Regions from separate parts of the Homo sapiens genome. Here all the other regions are linked to region 1. Evidence: chromatin contacts called from ENCODE Hi-C or POLR2A ChIA-PET data. All regions are on one chromosome and are shown on one strand. The core of a region is the stretch at or near the end of the contact, and the rest is flanking DNA. Distances in the headings are between cores, read along the strand shown. Region 1 holds the start of IL15 (interleukin 15). Region 2 holds the start of SLC7A11 (solute carrier family 7 member 11). Region 3 holds the start of SLC10A7 (solute carrier family 10 member 7).

The links. Hi-C counts contacts between places; a loop is a spot of excess contacts on that map. ChIA-PET counts read pairs that join two places held with the same protein, here RNA polymerase II (POLR2A). Pooled maps may share reads with other maps.
Region 2: a loop to region 1 is called in a pooled map, with 11 times the contacts of the local background. The contact joins the promoter of SLC7A11 here to the promoter of IL15 in region 1. A Hi-C loop is called at or near these places in 4 of 37 single-sample maps with no recorded cell type and 7 of 50 pooled maps. POLR2A ChIA-PET finds 5 or more read pairs at or near these places in 1 of 52 experiments (H1).
Region 3: a loop to region 1 is called in a pooled map, with 8 times the contacts of the local background. The contact joins the promoter of SLC10A7 here to the promoter of IL15 in region 1. A Hi-C loop is called at or near these places in 2 of 37 single-sample maps with no recorded cell type and 2 of 50 pooled maps.

What each region holds. Positions count from the first base shown.
Region 1 is chr4:141,634,979-141,638,229 of GRCh38, forward strand. It overlaps IL15 (interleukin 15), which reads left to right and starts at 1,605. Exons shown (of 8, transcript NM_000585.5): 1 at 1,605-1,770. RefSeq lists an enhancer at 1,518-1,607.
Region 2 is chr4:138,240,764-138,243,884 of GRCh38, forward strand. SLC7A11 (solute carrier family 7 member 11) reads right to left here and starts at 1,586. Exons shown (of 12, transcript NM_014331.4): 1 at 1,030-1,586. The coding sequence starts at 1,306. RefSeq lists enhancers at 932-2,131, 1,601-1,840.
Region 3 is chr4:146,520,450-146,523,498 of GRCh38, forward strand. SLC10A7 (solute carrier family 10 member 7) reads right to left here and starts at 1,491. Exons shown (of 12, transcript NM_001029998.6): 1 at 1,169-1,491. The coding sequence starts at 1,268. RefSeq lists enhancers at 619-848, 1,289-1,358, 1,579-1,658, 1,669-2,088, 2,259-2,338.

The DNA.
Region 1 (3,251 bases), core at 355-2,854:
CTGGCAGCAGCAATATCTGATATTGAGCTCTGCTAGGTGGTGCTGAGCGTGGACACCTGCTTCCTTCACCGGCTGCAGAGAACACAGTATCCATTAAAGGAGCTGAAAGAGGTGCTAGAGGAGTTTACATGGCAGGAGTCCAGGAAGCTCTGCAACAGTCCAAAATGAGGTTGGGACACATGATACACTTGTTCATCCCTATTCTCTATCTTCACACATATGCATATCAGTCCTTCCGTGGCTGCTATATTCTTGTGGTGAGATCCAAACCAGCTGCAGTCTTGCTCTCCCAGTGCATGCTCATTCTGCAAATCAGAGCTTCAATGTATTGCTATGAAAAATTCTGACTGGTCTTGAAATCCATTGACACCATCACAAGAAAATTCAACATGACATCGTCATGAACAGAAATGGATGATGGCTTCATATTCTTAAATATAATTTCCAACTATGGTGAAATTTTGAATGGTTGTAAAAACTGTTTTTGCATTTTTATACCTCACTTATTTTGTTAATGGAGACTATCTAGAGTTTGATGTAATTCTCATCAAAAAGTCCATCAGTAATTATTTCAAATATAAAACTGATATCAAAAAATTGAGTTAATGAAAATAAACTCAAATTTTTCATAAAAATATGAAATTATATTATACGGAACTTTATGTACATGGAAAGTGAATAATTTCTATTATTTTTCTATTTGATATTTATCATATTTATGTAATTAAAAACATAATTAAATTTTAAACTAAATTAAACTGCGCTCCAGGAAGACATCATTTTCTCTGAACCATGACTCTGAAAATTTGGAAAGCACCGTACAAGAGGGATTTTCAGTGATTCACAAGAGTGCAAGATTCTGCAAAGTACTTTCAAAACTAAGCGTGAGATCTTTGCTACTGCCTTTATGGCATGCAAATCACTCAGCCTCAACTCAGTTCCTTCCTCCAATGTAAAAATACTACAAGAACAACATCTCACGCTTCCATCAAATGGGACCATGTGTGATATTTTACACTGGACTACACAATAGGCTGGAAAAGTGATCCGCAGAGAGGCTCATTGCTCTAAGTTCACTCCCTGTACCAACTGTCTTGCACAAAGCTGCCACCCGGGTGTCTTCTTCCAACATTTCCCCTAGTTGGACTTCAAAGTTTCCTTCTTGCAGCCTGTGCGGGGACCAAGAGGCCGGTCTAGAGTAGCCGCCCAGCATCCAGATCCGACATCCTTTTCCCTTTCCTCAGGAAGACTTGGATGCGCGCCAGCCCAGCCCGGGTCTCCAGGTTCAGCTGCGGAAGCTTCCCACATGGTGCCCGTCGCTTGGGATGCGGCTATCCTTGTGCCTTCTCTGCAGGTGTCCCGGCAGGTAGAGGAGGAGACCGGTGGCTGGTGTTCCTGCAGGGCGGGGCTGGGGCTCCTCGATGTCCTTGCGCTTGCCCTGCAAGTTCTGCGCCCCAGGCCCCGGCAGGGACGGAAACAGGCCGGGAAGCAGTGACACCTGGGGCAGTCAGTCATCCAGGAGCCGCCGCCACCCGCCCCACCCCCAGTCTCCGCGGGAGGTGTTTGTCTTCGCCTATGCTCCCGGCTCTTTCTCTTTCACTTTTCTTTTCGCCAGGGGTTGGGACTCCGGGTGGCAGGCGCCCGGGGGAATCCCAGCTGACTCGCTCACTGCCTTCGAAGTCCGGCGCCCCCCGGGAGGGAACTGGGTGGCCGCACCCTCCCGGCTGCGGTGGCTGTCGCCCCCCACCCTGCAGCCAGGACTCGATGGAGGTACAGAGCTCGGCTTCTTTGCCTTGGGAGGGGAGTGGTGGTGGTTGAAAGGGCGATGGAATTTTCCCCGAAAGCCTACGCCCAGGGCCCCTCCCAGCTCCAGCGTTACCCTCCGGTCTATCCTACTGGCCGAGCTGCCCCGCCTTCTCATGGGGAAAACTTAGCCGCAACTTCAATTTTTGGTTTTTCCTTTAATGACACTTCTGAGGCTCTCCTAGCCATCCTCCCGCTTCCGGAGGAGCGCAGATCGCAGGTCCCTTTGCCCCTGGCGTGCGACTCCCTACTGCGCTGCGCTCTTACGGCGTTCCAGGCTGCTGGCTAGCGCAAGGCGGGCCGGGCACCCCGCGCTCCGCTGGGAGGGTGAGGGACGCGCGTCTGGCGGCCCCAGCCAAGCTGCGGGTTTCTGAGAAGACGCTGTCCCGCAGCCCTGAGGGCTGAGTTCTGCACCCAGTCAAGCTCAGGAAGGCCAAGAAAAGGTACCGCAGCTCCCCACTTCCTAACTGCTCCCGTCCCAAACTCATTGTGGGCCGGTGCAGATGTCTGTGCGTGCGCGTCTATCCCTACCTTTGCAAAATCAAATTATCGCCCTCTTCTTTGCTTGCACACGTCTTCTGGGAGAGAAATTTGCAGGAATGGTCAGTGCTTGGCAGTCAGGCCTGGGTCTGTATTGGTTCCAACTCTGCGCCAGCCAGTTATCTCTTAGAGAAGCGATAGTGTATCTAGAATGTCGAAGGAACTTGGAAAAAATACGAGCGAATTTCACTGAAATAAAATCATTATTCAAGGTGGCTTTTAAATGAAAATCCAGCCAATTTTTTCAAGTGTTATTAAGACCGCATGTAGCAAGGGTATATAGTTCATTTGACTTTATGTAATTCCATGCATTAAAAACTATGTTGACTTCAAAGTATGTCTAAACCAAACTAATTCTTAAATGATGCTTACAACAGATTCTTAAATAGGATGAGTCAGCAATTTCAAAACTGGAAGTAAAGTGGTGGTCACCAGCTAGTTTCCATTATATATTTTTAAACTACTATCTAATATTATGATACTGGTGGTGGCCAACTAAGTGGACGTCATCCTTATCTTGTCAGTGTGGTGAAAGAGGCCATATTAGCTAGGCTGAATTTTTGCTCAGGTATTACAGAATAAACTGGTGATTATGCATCCTGCCATGTAGAGGTTATAAGGTGAACCATTCTACTGAAAGCATCAAGATACAATACACTTTTGGAAGGCCGAGGCGAGAGGATAGCTTGAGACCAGGAGTTCCAGTTTATAGTGAGCTATATGATCTGCCACTGCACTCCAGCCTGTCAAAAAATAAATAAATGAATAAAAAAGATATAATACAGGTTAAATTTTTAAACTCCTGTTGTTTTCGTGTGAAGTAATGTGGCCAACAGAGCAAGGAAATACATGGGAAGGAACATAAAGACATATAAAGAGAAGAACTGAAAATACAGCAAAAGCCATTT
Region 2 (3,121 bases), core at 336-2,835, 3.4 Mb before region 1:
TTAAAGTACAGAATCTTTCCCAAGAAGAGTAAATAAATCCTCATAGCATAAATCAAATTTAATGTTTGACAGTTCACCAGTTTTTATCATCTTTACAACAAACTCAGGTAGCTCTCTAGTAATTTGCCTACTCCATAAGGGGGCATTTATTTACCTCTTTACTATTAATTCTCAGATCAATAGAAGAGACATAAACTTTGAAGAAAAATTCATAATTATACTTCTGCCAGTTCCCTTCAGATTAATTTAGTGAACAGGTGGACAAATTCTCTGTGTCCCTGGAGAACAAGTGAAATATAATGAAAAAAACAGATCTGGGCAAGTACAGAAAACTAACGCCCAACTGAAGTTTTAAAACTTATATTGCAAAAGTGTATGGGTATTGAGAAGAGATGAAAGGTTGAAAAGTAATTTGAAATATGCTCAGGCCATTGCAATATACCCCATTATGATAGGGATTGAGTTATGCGCCATCATACATCTCTCCCATGTCAAGGACTTTTGAAAGGATATTAAGAGGTGACAAGCACATGAACTTAAAAAATATTTTTATAAAGACTGCCACCCATTTGTTTGGCTAATAAAAAGTCAGTAAGACTTCTGCTGAACACTCCGTTCTATGTCTAAATAGCCCATGCCAGGTTCCACTTCACAGGTGTCTCATTCAGCATGCCAGCTGCCAGAATGCCCAAGCTAAGTGTACAACTGCCCGGCACAGAAAGTGTGCATGTTTTTTACTGGGTCATGAAAGTTAGCCTTTGCTCTCATCACCACAGAGAAAAGTCAGAAGATAGCCTGTCTTAGTCAGGAAAAGAAAGTACAGCCTGTAGGAAGCAATTTGAGGGTGTTCCAGATCACACCAACAGCGGATGCTGCATCTGGGTAGTTCACGTACCCGAACAAAAATTTTAAAAATTTGGTGTGGCCTTTGCCATCCATTCACTCCTCAAAAACTACCATTTGCTTTCCCAGAAAGCAAGCTTTCCAGCCCCACAGCCACGCCCCCACGAGAGAAAAAGTCGCACTCACCAAATAGTGACAGGACCCCACACACCGTCCAGATGGTCAGAGACATGCCCACGCTGCCCGTGTTCTGGAGCACGCCCTTAGGAGAGATGAAGATTCCTGCTCCAATGATGGTGCCAATGATAATGGAGACTCCCCTCAGTAAAGTGACTTTCCTCTTCAGCTGCACTTTCTCCTGCCCAGGTGGCTCCTTGTTGCCCAGGGAAGGCAGCCTCCCGTTAACATTTCCCTGCAGGTAACCTCCTTTGGAGATGGTGGACACAACAGGCTTTCTGACCATAGTAGGGACACACGGGGGAAAAATAAAACAGAGGGAAAGAAAACAAAACTTTCAACTTTGGTGTCTCTTGGTGTTACTGATCGATGTCTTCCTCTGCTTTCAGACTGTCTCTCTCAGCGCTATAGTGTTCACAGGTGAAAACTCAAAGGTGTGCTTTTTCCTTCACAGCGATCTAATTACTACTCAGAAACACCTGTGTATGCATCGTGCTCTCAATTCTCCACCTCCTCGTTCCACCACTGCTGCTGCTGCTGCTGCTGCCGCCCTATCATTACAAACCAGCTCAGCTTCCTCATGGGCTTGTATTTAAGCGCCTGCCTGTCACACCAACTTACTACAGCTAAATGATGATGCAAATTCTCCAGGTTTGCATCAGCCACATGAGAAGCCTCCAGCATTACTCAGCTCTTTTTTTTAAAAAAAGAAAAAAACAGGAGGAGCTTGTTGCTCAACTGACCTAAGCTTTTTAGAGAACAAAGCACACACTTTAAAGAGATTTTAGCCAATCCAGAAGTAGTAAATTCGGAACAGACCTTCCCAGAGATTTAAAGCAACTCGTAGTGAGCAACAAAAGCTGTTCAAACAAAATGAAACAGGAAATAGTTACTTCATTTTAAGGAGTTTCTTTTTCTTTAATGCGTGTATAAAAACATTTTACATGCGACTGTTTTGTGAGTAGAATGTATCCTAAAGCTACATTGTTTATAACAACACAGTTTGAATTTCATAATTTGTGTAATGCTTTTTATTTTTTTATTTTGAGTTTTTTATAAGGCAATACAGTCAAATCCAATATTTACAAAATTAAAGATTCTACACTTTATACTTCTGTCACATACACACAACTATAAGCCTTCCTCAACATTAAAAGATAAAATTATTTCTTACTACTCATAATAAACCAGTATTTTAAATCACCATCCGAGTGTGACTAATACAAAATTCACCATGACTCCAGAAAATAGTCATTTTCTGATTCTCATTAGCACTAGGTGATTTTTTTGAACTATGTAAAAGATACATATCCTTCATTGTCATGTTGTTCCTTTGAATTACCAAAAAAAATTTCTAAGTTCAAAATTACACAATTACAATTACATAAAAATATGTATATAGCAAAAGCCTGTAAAGGAAAACAGAATGGTAGTTATAGAAAGTAATGATATTATGTATGACTTTTTTCCACATTATATAAACTATTGTTATTATTATAAATTTAAAATGCATTAAAAATGTAAGCTAAATTAAAATATTTACTTTGCAATAGTCAAAAAGGCAAAACATTTTTAAACCCTTCTAACTTTCTCAACCAAGTGTCAAGAAAAAACAAATATGAAAAGAAAAGAAATCCTAGATATCATTTTTGGCTATAGTTACATGTGGTTTTGGATTCAGTGAGAAGAATTGAATGTTATCATTACCCTGAAGCTACCTTTATACGCACCATTAAATAAGCTTCTGAACCTTTGAACAAAAACCACAAACAAAAAGCCTGTGTGCGAGAGGTTGGCAGGGAAAGAAGGGAGTCAAGTATGGTGAGGATGATCAAAGAAAGAAATGAGAAATCGCCATTAGGAAAGTAGCATGGAAAAGGTCAGAACCATTTTCTGTTATGTTGACACCTGAGAAAATGACACCACCTCAATGCTTTGCCATCCAAATAATTGAGGCTACATTTTCTCCTTTTTAAATTATCTATCTAAATTCTATATAATTGGTTTCAGCTACACCAAGTTAAAGTTTTTATAAAACCAAAATAAATACTTTTTCTCAGTTGTTAATGTCTTTCAAAAAACAAAAATGGATCATTTTCCT
Region 3 (3,049 bases), core at 241-2,740, 4.9 Mb after region 1:
AAATTTTAAAACAAACAATCCTTCATCTCCACAATTTTGGTTTAAATAATTCCTTTTAAAATGTTCCCGGAAGCTACTTCTAAACAGAGTAATGGGGTGGAGGTTAAGGGGAGAAGGGACCACTGCTGTTCTCCTAAGAGATCATTTCATTCACTTCCATCATGTTTTAACAAAAAGATAAAAATAACTTCAAATATCCTCCTGAGCGCTTCCTACTATGAAATATTGTGCCTGTTCACCTCTATCCTTATTTGCTCCGGTTGCATGAGTTAGGTATTAAACCTGTCAATAAGCTTGGAAACTGACAAACAAGGTCAAAAAGACAAGCGAATTGAATAAATTCAATTAATGTTTATGAAAAGTAGTACAAGATTGTCTAAAGGTGTTGGGGGGGGCATAAAAAACTAATATTTCTAATGTTCCCACCAGTGCCCATCATCTCCTGTACAAAGCTCCCACTATTCAGAGATCTAAGTATGCTTTCAGTCCATCCACATTTCCTTGCCAAAACACACACTACACTACACTACACATAGTCTAACAGTCTGTATCTGTTAGACTGCTAGTATAGCAACTGAATCCCGGCAGCACACGGAAGTATGCTGTAATGAAGTGTCCTGTAATCAAAGAGTGCAACGTGTCAGTCGGCTTGGGAGTTTCTGGAGCACCAGCAACTACAGCAAATCATCACTCTCCAACATGTGGGCCATAAAATCTGAGTTGGGGGCGGAGGTGTCCCTTTTCTTGTTTTTCCTCCACTTTTTTTTTTAATGTGGGGGCGGGGAGGACTCGAAAGTAGACTCGATAATGAGGTCCACTCCAAGATAGATACGGAACTCTTAGCAACCTAGATTCCCTTGGGATAGGATGCTACTTTGAAGGCAAGAGGAGTAAGTTTCATTCTCTGTAACCTCACTTCTTGACACTCAGGATAGTCATTGTTTGTCTACGGAAAAGGCTACCTGCCCTCAAATTCCTTTGCCTCGTTCCTAATTACAAGTTCCCTCTGGGGTTGGTAAATTAGAAAATCAGCAAAAGGGCCAAAGGCTGGTCAGTGCCCCCTGAAATTGGCAAGCGCTTGCAATGAGGGTTGCCCCACCTTTCCAAGACTCACAAATTAGTTCTGAAGTGGGAGCCGCGGTGGAGCCGGCAGAGGTGCAGCACTTACCCCCATTCACCCCTATGGACGGCTCCAGTTTAGCTCCAGCGATCGCCAGCACTATTCCGACCATGAACCAGTCTTTCCTCATTCTCTCCAGCAGCCTCATATTTGTTAGGGTGGGTGGGTTTTGTTTATTTGTTTGGCTTTTTTTCTTTTCAAGCTCCGATCACCTAATCCTTGGAGCGTCTCCACACTTTCCTTGGTCCCTCCAGACATGCAGCAGAGCAAGTCAAATTGCCGATTGTAAAGTAAAGACCTGGGGGTTGCTCCGGCGGCTTTGAGGAGGGTTGGGAGTAGTAGTAGCCAGTGACAGGAAAGTCTCACTGAGCGCCGCCATCACTACCACGCGCCTCAGAATACACGCGCACAAACGCCCCCAGCGCCTCTGGCCGCGGGCTCGCAGGTGCAGATGCTTTGAAATGAAGAACTCGGACCAGGCCGACAACGTGGGCGATCCGGCAAGGGAGGCTGGCCGCCGGATGGGGCTGACAAGCGCACCGCTGTCGAGACCTGCGGAACCTTCTGAATGACGAGGGGTCGGGGAGAGCGTCGTAAGGCGCCACAGCCAGCAAGCCTCACTGACTGTCCTTTTCTAACAAACCTTTAGGCACAGCCACCCACCCTTCTGGAGCATATCTCCATGGAGAGCCTCTCTTTTGCTGTGCCATGACTCCGCGGGCAGGGCTGACGTGTGCTTGGGGCAAGGGATTTCTCCGTTGAAGCTGCGGCAGCGGGGTGCAAGTTTGGAGACGCGCTTCTTCGGGACATTACGGCGCTTCCACGACGCTAGCGCTGACGTATGCGCGGGGGGGAGGGGAGGCCACTCTGGATCTCCGAGTTCCCAGCCTGAGCTGCCGGAGTTAGAGGTGTCCGCGCGGGAAAGTGGCTCGCTGGTGGGCGGGGAGCCTTATCTCTGGCGGTGGGTTGAAAATCCGGCGCCGGGCAGATGCCCACGTTCGCTGGACCCCTGCTTGCCGGCGTCCGCTACAACCCAAGGAAGGTGGGCCCGACCTCGCCAGGTCGCTCGCCTGCGGGTGGGCATTTGGTCCGGATCCCCTTCCCTCTGCGGCCCACACCTGTCTCCGGGACTGGGGAGGGCTGCAGGGATCGGGGCAGATCTGCCTTTGCGGGCCGAGAGTGACAGCTGAAGTCTCCCCACCAACTAAGCTACTCGCGGGCGGAGTGGGGTCTGCGCTGGCAAGCCCCTGGGCGCGCGGGTGCCCGCTCTGGCTCGCCCCCAGGGCTGACCTACCCAAGCCACAGGAAAACTCTGGGAAGAGGGTCGCGGATTCCAACGCGGAAGTGGTGGGGGATTGAGTCTGAGAGGTTGGGGAGTCCTACCTTCCATTGCCACGAGTGCTAGTTCTATCTGCCAGTTTCTTCCTTGAAATGTCTTGTGGCAACCAGTGACATTGATGGTTTCATGAATGGACTTCCTACCGGTAGACCCTGCAAGAGCATGAACTCCACTGTATCATTCATCCAAATGAAGAAAGAAAGAAAATAGTATGTGATATTTTGAAATAACCTGGCATCTGCCACTTAAATGGTTAAAAATAGAACTTAAGGTTTGGAAGAGATTGTTTCGTGATGACAGACTTTAATTCTGAATTTATTCAAAGCTGGAAAGACACTCGTCGTGTCATTTCCTCTATTTAATTTAGCTTTATCTTGATGGCAAGACTTCCAGAAACTAAGCCACTTTAAGAGTTGTGCTCCCAGTTGTAGGTTACACAGTACCAAGTGTCATCTAATTATACATCAGGCAACATGAAAAAAAATTAATTTCAAGATAAAAAGAACTTAACAGGGAGACATAGATGACATTAAGCAGTTTACTCTGAAAAGAGACAGGTACATGAAATATAAAATTTGATGTTAGTTGTC